Linked DNA regions of Homo sapiens: region 2 is linked to region 1. A link is a loop called in an ENCODE intact Hi-C map of the cell type or tissue named here. Cell type or tissue: PC-9. All regions are shown on one strand. Region 1 overlaps MED12L (mediator complex subunit 12L). Region 2 overlaps AADACL2-AS1 (AADACL2 antisense RNA 1).

The links. Hi-C counts contacts between places; a loop is a spot of excess contacts. Peaks named below come from ENCODE experiments on the same cell type or tissue, not always from the same donor. Only the 100,000 strongest peaks of a DNase experiment are listed, where the experiment ranks them.
Region 2: it touches region 1 in a loop (9-fold over the local background); 1 of 110 quality-filtered maps calls a loop at or near these places.

Annotation. Positions count from the first base shown.
Region 1 is chr3:151,302,772-151,307,771 of GRCh38, reverse strand. The region is part of intron 16 of MED12L (mediator complex subunit 12L); the gene reads right to left. All of the region lies in intron 1 of GPR87 (G protein-coupled receptor 87), which reads left to right. Among named protein-coding and RNA genes, the nearest start is that of GPR87, 12 kb to the left of the region's middle. In PC-9, a CTCF peak has its summit at 3,084; DNase peaks (open chromatin) are centred at 431, 2,161 and 2,541; H3K4me3 peaks cover 2,604 bases; H3K27ac peaks cover 4,895 bases.
Region 2 is chr3:151,767,110-151,772,109 of GRCh38, reverse strand. All of the region lies in intron 2 of AADACL2-AS1 (AADACL2 antisense RNA 1), which reads left to right. It also overlaps the pseudogene AADACP1. Among named protein-coding and RNA genes, the nearest start is that of AADACL2, 36 kb to the right of the region's middle. In PC-9, no CTCF peak of the experiment used is centred here; a DNase peak (open chromatin) is centred at 1,879.

The DNA.
Region 1 (5,000 bases):
CATTTCCTGGTTTTGCCTCTCACCATCTGTGTGGTATTGGGCAGGTTGTTGAATCCTGCTCAGTTCCCTCACTTGTCAAAAAGAATAGTCAGGTTTGAGGTTAAGGTTATAAAGAACCATTAGACACAAATCTTGTCTTCAGGGAGTTTACAATCCACTTTACATCAACCCCCCATCTGCTCTAAACACACACACACACACACACACACACACACACACACACACACACACACACACAGAGCAAGTTACCTGAGGTCACCTAAAAAAAATTTAACTCTAAATTGTTAACCAAAATAGGTCTATTTGTAAGCTACATGTACCAGCAAAACTATGAGAACAGAACATCAGTGTAGCACCTGAAAAACCTGAATGAAGGGCTGCTGTGCTTTGCATTCCAACACATTTAGGAGACTAACTCCATGCATGCATTAATGAAATGTGCTATGAATACAGTGACCTAATTCCATTACAATAAGAGGTAACTCATAACCAGTGAGGTAATCTGCCTCTTTCCCCAGGCCTTCAGCAGAGCTATAATCTTAGCATTGTTGAAAAACACACATAAATTTACAAATACACATACACATAAAGTCAGGCTTAAACTGAGAAAGATTCTTAGATTATAGGTGATTCCAAAATAGAAGAGATCCTGTATCTTTCAAATAAACTTTCTATCAGATGGCTTTTGTGAAGACTATCTCTTTACCACAAAAATGCAGGAACTACATCAATATCTCTATATAATCAATCAGTTCAGTATAGCTTTTCAGAACTAAAGTGGCAAAATAAACCTTCAGATCTCAAATTCTTACAATTTCAGATGTGAGCTTTTAGAGGGAAAACTGGAGAGTGGAGGACAGATAGCAAAGATATTGATATTATAACTCTGTCATTTGAGAACCACCACTACCAAACACTAAGTCAAAAATTAATCATGAGCAACTGCATTTAGGGAGCCAGCATTTAACTGGCACTGATATTTCAAGATCCTGACCAGAGGGCAATAACAAGAGAGATGAAGCCCAGGGAGAGTTAAAGCATTGCCATGGCAGGGCAGGGCACACCGGCCTGCTCTTCCTGCTGACAGAGTTTCCCCCGGCGTGGTACAAATGACTCCCCACCCATGCCAAGATCCAATCCAGTGAACTGCAACAGCAGGCTGGCTCTGTGTGGACCACAAGGCTGGGTGTCCAAAGTAGCTGTTCAGTAGTCCTGGATGTTGTCCTCCCATAGCCCTTCTGGGGAGAGAGCAAATGTTTGGGCATCCAACACAACTGGGGTCAAGTCCCTATTCCACTACTCAGAAGCTTTTCGTAACACCAGAAACCTCAGTTTTTCCCCACCGAAAGCAGTTTTATAACACAATCAGTAGGGTTTTCACTTAAAGGCCCCAGTAGAGGGGCAGGCACAGAGAAAAGCTCCACTGTGACTATTAACACATTCTCAGGTGTGAACTAATCAACATGACCTCCTGTCACTACTTTTTTCTGGGTTGCTAAGAGGTATAAGAAAAACCATTTGAAAAGAAATGGTTAAGTGATGGTCAGTAATACAAGAAAAATCAGGCGTTTGCAGGGAGGAGAGACACAGAAGAAGGGAAAGATACATTTATAATCAAAGTAGAACAATTGGGGATCTATAGAGGTTAAGTATAGCCACATAAGATTAAATGATAAGCGGAATAATCATTGCCAAATCAACTGACTGTAGGACCCGGCAGGTAATGCTCCTGAAAGAGGTGGCCCAGGGATGTCAACGCGTATGCTGTGAGCCAGAGAACTGGAGAGAGCTCACTTCCCCATCAGGAAGAGGCAACTAATAGTGCTGGATTGTTCATGCTGGATGCTAGCAAATCTTCTCATCTTTCAAAATGGGTTCCAAATCTGGATTCTTATGTGAAATTTCCTGATGTTTTCAACATTGTTCAGGCCAAATAAAACTAGACCTCTAGTTTGGAAGATTAGCAGTTCCTTCACAAGCTTGATGGAGAAAACAGACTCCTACCTCTGCCCAATACTGCCCCCCTCCCACTTCCTGTCCTCTAAAATAACCCCCCAGAATCATTCTTCACTTTTACTCCACAACAGTATAATAGAACTGCAATTTCAGTTTCTATTGTATTTGATATGAATCCCAGCTCTACCCATTACTCACAGTGTGAGTCAGGGCAACTTAATTAAACTGTCTGAATCTCGTATCTTCCTACCTGGCGGGGGTGGAAATATATCTAGGTCCTAGGGTAGCTCTGAAGATTGCTTAAGGTATCAACCACCAAGTTCGGGGTCCAAAAGCAAGGAGAAACTGAGAATGTGTTAATCCTTTTCCACCAACCTCATTTTACAACCAACAACAAAGAAACATGGTTAGTAAAATAGCCAAAGGAAAATACCAATGGGTGGCTGGAAAAAAAACAGGTCTCTAAGCAGCGATACCATCTAACCTCAGGAATGACTGTGAAACCTAGGCCTACCACAAACATCACATTCTTGTGTGGTTTCATCAGCTCTCAGCTGAAGGAACAGTAGGTGGCAGGGCAGGATTCCCGCCCGGGATCCAGGTCCTGGAACCAAGCCCTTTACTACCACTGAAGCAATCTTCCTTGCAACACCCTGCAAGTGCTGGGACATGCAGACAATGCAGAGCCACTGTAGTAAAAGCACACAGGGAGCGCTGAAGCTGAGGCACTGATCATTCAGAAAGACAGCAGGCAGGTAAGGCTCTGAGACAATTTAAAGGAAGGGCAAGCTATTGGAGCAAAAGTATCAGTCAAATGACTCCTGAGAGGGCAGCTGAGGCCACCAGCCACACAGCCATCTCAGCATAAACAAGGTGCAAGGATCCACCCCCCTCAACCCCCTTGTCCAGCCTATGAAGTGCTAAATAAATTCAACTGTGTACCTATGATATACAGCAGGAACTAAAACGACTTCAGCTCCACCCTGCGCAAGTACACAGGCTGCTTTGTAAACGTTCATCATTTTAACCTCGCAGTCAACCTATAATGGATGAGTCTTCATACCCATTTTATACAGGCAGAAATGGAGGGTTAGAAGCTAAAACCAACAGAGCTGGGGCTGTAATTCAGAGAATGAGAGAATCAAATCCTTGCTCTATACACTCCACCACGGTGCCACCATACTTGGCTAGAGGTCAAGGCAGGATTTTTTTTTTTTTTAATCCAAGCTGGAAAAAAAATTTTTTTTTGAGACAGTCTCACTCTGTCGCCCAGGCTGGAGTGCAATGGCATGACCTCGGCTCACTGCAAGGTCTCCCGGGTTCAAGCGATTCTCCTGCCTCAGCCTCCCGAATAGCTGGGACCACAGGTGCACGCTGCCATGCCCAGCTAATTTTTGTATTTTTAGTAGAGACAGGGTTTCACCATGTTGGCCACGCTGGTCTCGAACTCCTGACCTCAGGTGATCCACCAGCCTCGGCCACCCAGTGCTGGGATTACAGGCATGAGCCACCGTGCCTGGCCAGAACATTTTTAAATGCCAGACATTGAATGATATGCTTAAGAAAACCCTCCATTAATCCTTTATCTATCTCCACCTCCCACCTTCTCTGTCTCCTTTCTGTCACAGGCATGTTCTTTTTTTGAAAGAGTTTTCTGAGATTGCTGCCTCCACTTCCTCACCTTACAATCATTACTCAACCCTCTGTCATTAGGCTTCTCTCCCCAAAACACCCTGGGCCCCCCAGCACGTGGAGCACTGGCAAAGATGAACAATGACCTTTTTGTTGCTGAATCCCATCCAGTGGCACTTTGCTGTCCTATGTCACTTGACTTCCCCCACAGGATAAAACTAGTCACAATTCCTCATTTCCTAAACTCTCTTTTTGGTTCACATGACATTATTATTATTATTTGGTAATCCTCCCAACTCTCTGGCCTCTCCTTCAGGCACTCCCCTCACCCTAAGACTGCTCCATTAAAAAGTCTACATTAGCTCTCTGCTATTCTCACTCCACTGTGTGGTTTTGGGTTTTTTGTTTGTTTGTTTGTTTTGAGACGGAGTCTCACCCTGTCATCCAGGCTGCAGTGCAGTGGCGTGATCTCAGCTCACTGCAACTTCCGCCTCCTGGGTTCAAGCAATTCTCCTACCTCAGCCTCCCCAGTAGCTGGGATTACAGGTGCACGCAACATCATCTGGCTAATTGTTGTATTTTTAGTAGAGATGGGGTTTCACCATGTTGGCCAGGCTTGTCTCAAACTCCTGACCTCAGGTAATCTACCCACCATGGCCTCCCAAAGTGCTGGGATTACAGGCGTGAGCCACCATGCATGGCCGACTGTGCAGTTTCATCTTGAACAATCTCATTCATTCCCACAGCTTCTTCTATCACCTATTTTCTATTGGCCTTAGATAGACATCACCAGCCAGGAGTACTTCTCCAAGCTCCAGACCTTTCTCTTTAATCATCTAGTAGACACCTCCACATGCATACTACACAGGCATCATGAAATCAACCAATCCAAAACTAAACTCCACTCTTCCCAGTACGTGTTTGTCCTTTCATGGGTCCTACATCAGCGAAAGAGACTAAAATCTATAGTCAAATACCTGGGAGGCCTCCAACAATCTTCTAACCCTTTTCACCAGCATCATTCAGCCACAGATTCTTTAAGATGCCTCATATTTTGTCATATATCTCCATCTCTACATGCTGTCACCAGTTCCTCAGTAGACTATTATACCTTATCTTTGGCTACACTCAGCATTTCCATGTGCTCCTTTCTGATTGGACCTTGGGCAAACCTGCCACAACCTGGGCATCATAGTTGTCATGGAACCTCTGTAATCCTTGCTTCCCCTCAGTTCGGGTACACCTCTGTATCTTCACAGCATCCCAAACCTCTCATTCGATATTGAAATGGTCTATTTCTGGATTCTCAACTAGACTCTAAACTTGAGGACAGAAATGTACCTTTCTCTTCTTTATAAACTCCAGGGCCTGAAATATGAGCAGACTCTTAGTAAACGACCTTATGAAAGAGA
Region 2 (5,000 bases), 460 kb before region 1:
AATAAAATGACTAGAAAATTAAGTAACTAATAGAAAATGAAAATGTGGGGCTGAATGTAGTGGCTGATGCCTCTAGTCCCAGCGTGTTGGAGGCAAAGGTTTGGGGGATTGCTTGAGGCCAGGAGTTTAAAACCAGCCTGGGAAACAGAACAAGACCCCATCTCTACAAAAAATGTTTAAAAAAATAACTAAGCATGGTGGCATGTGCCTATAGCCCTAACTGCTCAGGAGGCCAAGTAGTGGGAGGATCACTTGAGCCCAGGAGTTCCAGGCTGCAAGAAGCTATGATCACCACTGCACTCCATCCTGGGCAACAGAGAGATCAAGAACCCGTCTTTAAAACAAACAAACAAACAAAAAACCACAAAGAGGGCTGGGCGTGGTGGCTCATGCCTGTAATCCCAGCACTTTGGGAGGTCGAGGTGGGCGGGTCACCTGAGGTCGGGGGGTTCGAGACCAGCATGGCCAACATGGCGAAACTCCGTCTCTACTAAAAATAGAAAAATGCACTGGGTGCGGTGGCGCATGCCTGTAATCCCAGCTACTTGGGAGGCTGAGGCAGGAGAATCACTTGAACCCAGGAGACAGAGGTTGCAATGAGCTGAGATTGGACCACTGCACTCCAGCCTGGGCAATAGAGCAAGACTCTGTCTCTAAAAAAAACATAAAAATAGAAAAACAAACAAACAAAAACCTTGAGAATAAGGCATGTATCACACTTATTCAGAGCTGCATTAAATGCCAGTAGAGAATGTTGAAACACCTAAAAAATATATGCAAGGAAACAGAGTGTGAGCCAAGTGTTAAATATCCAGGCTAAGTGTCCTTGAATTATCTTTTTCTTTTGCTACAAGAAGGCAGTTTGCTACAGAGAAGTTTCCAGGAAATCATGAATGGCTTCATATCCAAGTAGTTAGCCTCACTAGAAAAAAACCACAGGTCTCCGAGGGCCAGTGTGGACACTGGGGGCAGCCAGCCAGGGAGCTGCCCTGTCGCCTCAGCGGCTCACTCTCCTTCAACTGAGAATCATGCCGTGTGTTCAATTTCCCTTGACCTTTTACCAGTTGACCTTTTGACAGAATATTTCAGTGAGAATGCATTTTCATGCCTGAATCCAAGATTGTTGTGTAGAATTTTCTATAACTAATCACAGTGCTGCTCAATTCTACCTTTTCTGAAGTTTATACTTCATAAATGCTTCATTCTGTCAGTATTCATGCCATGAAAATCACAGTAAGATTGTTTTTCTCAGCCAGCATATTTTGTTTTCTAATATTTAAAATTAAAATTACTTGAATACTTCCTTCATACTTATTCTGTTAGGGATTTGTGTTAAAGAATGAAGTTTGTTTTTTTTTTTAAGGTTTGAAAATCGTCAAGCAAACTTTAAGAGCAAAATTTCCAAGACAGCAGAAAGTTTTAAAAATAATATAGCTGGTAATTATTTTCTCCTGATTAAACTTAAATATTCACAGAGACAATGAAATTCTGAACTTACCAAATTTGTTACCATTTTCACAGGTGTAGCTATCCACACCAGTCACCAGAGTTCCTCAATATTATCTGAGAGAGGAGTATAAACATAATATGCCCCAAGGACCCCTGCAATCAGAAACAAAATAGTCTTTCTTCCCATGATGTTTCCCTTCTGCTCTTTCTACTTTGGCAACACAGCAAATACTTGTTTGAAACATGCAGTGGCTGAATTTTCATTGTTTTAAGCCCTGCCATAAAGTGTTACATAACTTCCTGAGTACAAATTCCACTGTTCAGTTTTCATTTCATGGGCAGACCCTAAATAAATATACTTAGCAGAAATACAAAGGCGAGCTCTGAGAAACAATCAGCACTTATTTTCTGCAAGTTCTGTCAAATCCAACAGCCTTATTACGTTGCTAGGCAGTTAGTAAACAAACATTTAATGCACAATTACTAAGAGCTGAATACCTTATTTTTAAAAAGGCCATGTGACAGTGCAAGAAACGCAGTGTATGTCTCAAATAACAAACCTTCGAGTAAGGAAGAACAAACAGAATTTTTTCGTTGTTGTTATGTTTTGTTTTGTTTTTTTGAGATGAGAATCTCACTCTGTCGCCCAGGCTGGAGTGCAGTGGCACGATCTCCACTCACTGCTACCTCCGCCTCAAGGGTTCAAGCAATTCTCCTGCCTCAGCCTCTCAAGTAGCTGAGATTACAGGTGCACACCACCACGCCTGGCTAATTTTTGTATTTCTAATAGAGATGGGGTTTCACCATGTTGGCCAGGCTGGTCTCGAACTCCTGACCTCAGGTGATCCATGCGCCTAGGCCTCTAAAACTCCTGGGATTACAGGTGTGAGCCACCGCACCTGGCCCAAACAGAATATTTTAAAACTTACAATCATGGTGGAAGGGGAAACCGGCACAACTTCACATGGTGGAGCAGGAGAGAGAGCAAGTGAAGGGAGAGGTGCTACACACTTTCAGACAACAAGATCTCATGAGAACTCTATCACAAGAACAGCATGGGGTAAGTCTGCCTCATGATACAATCACTTCCCACCAGGACCCTCCTTTAATATGAGATTTCAGTGGGGACACAGAGCCAAACCATATCAACATCTAAACCTAGAAACTGTATAATAAAAATACAATATTACAATCCTTTGAGACCACCATCAATATGTGCAGTCTTTCACTGACCAAAACATTGCTATGGGTGTACGACTGAATGTAGATGCAGATATATGTATGTATAAAACAGGAAACATATTGTGGAAATTGGCTCTTGTGATTGGAGAGGTGTAGTAGTTCCACTATCTGTCATCTTCAAGCTGGAGAACCAGGAAAGCCGATAATGTAATTCAGCCTGAGTCTGAGGCCTGAGAACCAATGCTGTAACTCCCAACCTAAGTCTGAAGTTGTTATTAACCTCTGCATTTCTATCTTTTTAAATTTGAGGATAATTGCTTTATGGCCAAGAATTAAAAAAAAAAAAGTTTAATGTGTACTTTACTTTAAAAGAATGTGTATTATGACATTATTTGGTATGGGTTCAATTTGTGTAAATTAAGTCAGTAGTATTAACTGTGTTATTGAAACTTTTTTTTTTTTACTTAATTTTTGTGTTTTTCTATCGGTTACTGAAAAAATGAGTTAAAATCTTCTACACAGGTTCTCAGCTTTTGAAAATCCCCAAATCTCCTTAGAAGAACTCACAGAGAAATAAAACAAAACCAAAAACCTATGGACAACATAATATGAAGAAAAATATGAGGCAAAAATATAACAACAAACCAACTTCCAAGTATCTATGTTGGAAATAATTTACCAACAACTACAAGGCCTGTGTGGTATAATCTTCCCTATGTGCAGGTGGAAGCAGAGGAAAGCGATGAAGTATTTGACAGAATAAGAATTAACCAACAAATATTCACCTGAAATTGTGGTTACAAATCTGAGAAAACAGTTGAAACTGGCTGGGGTTTGCATAGTCTTATGCTGTGTAAGCTATCTGCAGTGTGACCTGAAGGGGTTGGAACAGGCTGGGCCCTACTGTCCCTCAACACTAATCAACCAAAGGTTCTTCCAGGGAAGAACCCCACACTGAGAAGAAACTAAGAATCTAAATTAAGCAGGAAATGGGGAAAGAAGTGGATTAAATTGTGGGAATAAAATGGAATATTTCATAAGAACAACAGAAGAGGAAGTTATTAATAGAAAATATACAAAATCATGGTTCCTTTCTAAGGAACTAACTTCTAAGCTAATGAATTTCCTGTGAAAATGAGCCTCAGAAATAACTGAGGTTAAATATCATTCAGAGTTATTATAATAGCAAAATAATAAGCAAAATAACCTCTTTATAGACAATTAAAGCCCACAAAGCAGAGGAAAACTATATCCTAATGTTTTAAAATTAGCCAAAGTCATTAACACAATAACCTGCCATGTGAAAGAACATCATAAACCAGAATTATGAAAACTCAGAAATTAGTCAATAACACAATAAATAACCCCCTGAACAAATGAAAGAACAAACAAACAACACCATTTCAAAAATAAAGACTAGACCAAAATGGGCACAAAGGAGAATAAAAATTATATAAAGCTACAAGGAATACAGAAAATGTCATAGGGGAAATACAGCGTGAAAATGAGATAGAAGTTTCAAATAAAAGGAAGTTAACGGCTACATGCTCTATGATTCATTTTTATGAAATCCGGAAAAAGGTAAATTTACAGAAAAAATGGATCAGTAGTTTCTGTGGGGCTGAGGGCAAAAAAAGGGTTTGACTACAAGGGAGAAATAGGAGAAAACGTTTTCAAGCTATGAAGCTTTTCTGTGCCTCAGTTATGGTGAAATTTACATGATGGTATACATTCTTCAAGACACACAGGATTGTATACCAAATATGGTGAACTTTATAGTATATAAACATGTAAGTGAATGCAAAAAGAAATTAGGATCAAAATTAGAATGACTTTTAAAAAAACAGCAAATGATGAAGACAGGGAAAGAACATCCAACATAGATAGAATGATATTTTACATGAAAGAAAAACCAAAGCAAGGGAATGGAACAATTATTAAAAACTATATTTCAAGATATTCCTGAAATCTTAAAAAAATTAAGATTTGAAACTGCGTATTAATGAGGTAAACAACATAACTGGGAAAAAATTTAAAGCATAGTAGCCAATACTGACATATTCTATTAATAGTAAGATTATTAGACTTAAAAAATCCCTTGCACAGGCCAGGCTCAGTGGCTCACACCTGTAATCCCAACACTTTCGGGGGCTGAAGCCAATGAATCACGAGGTCAGGAGTTGGAGACCAACCGGGCCAACATGGTGAAGCCCTGTCTCTACTAAAAATATAAAAATTAGCCAAGTGTGGTGGCACACGCCTGTAATCCCAGCTACTTAGAAGGCTGAGACAGGAGAATCATTTGAACCCGGGAGGCGGAGGTTGCAGTGAGCCGAGATCGTGCCACTGCGCTCCACCCTAGGACAGAG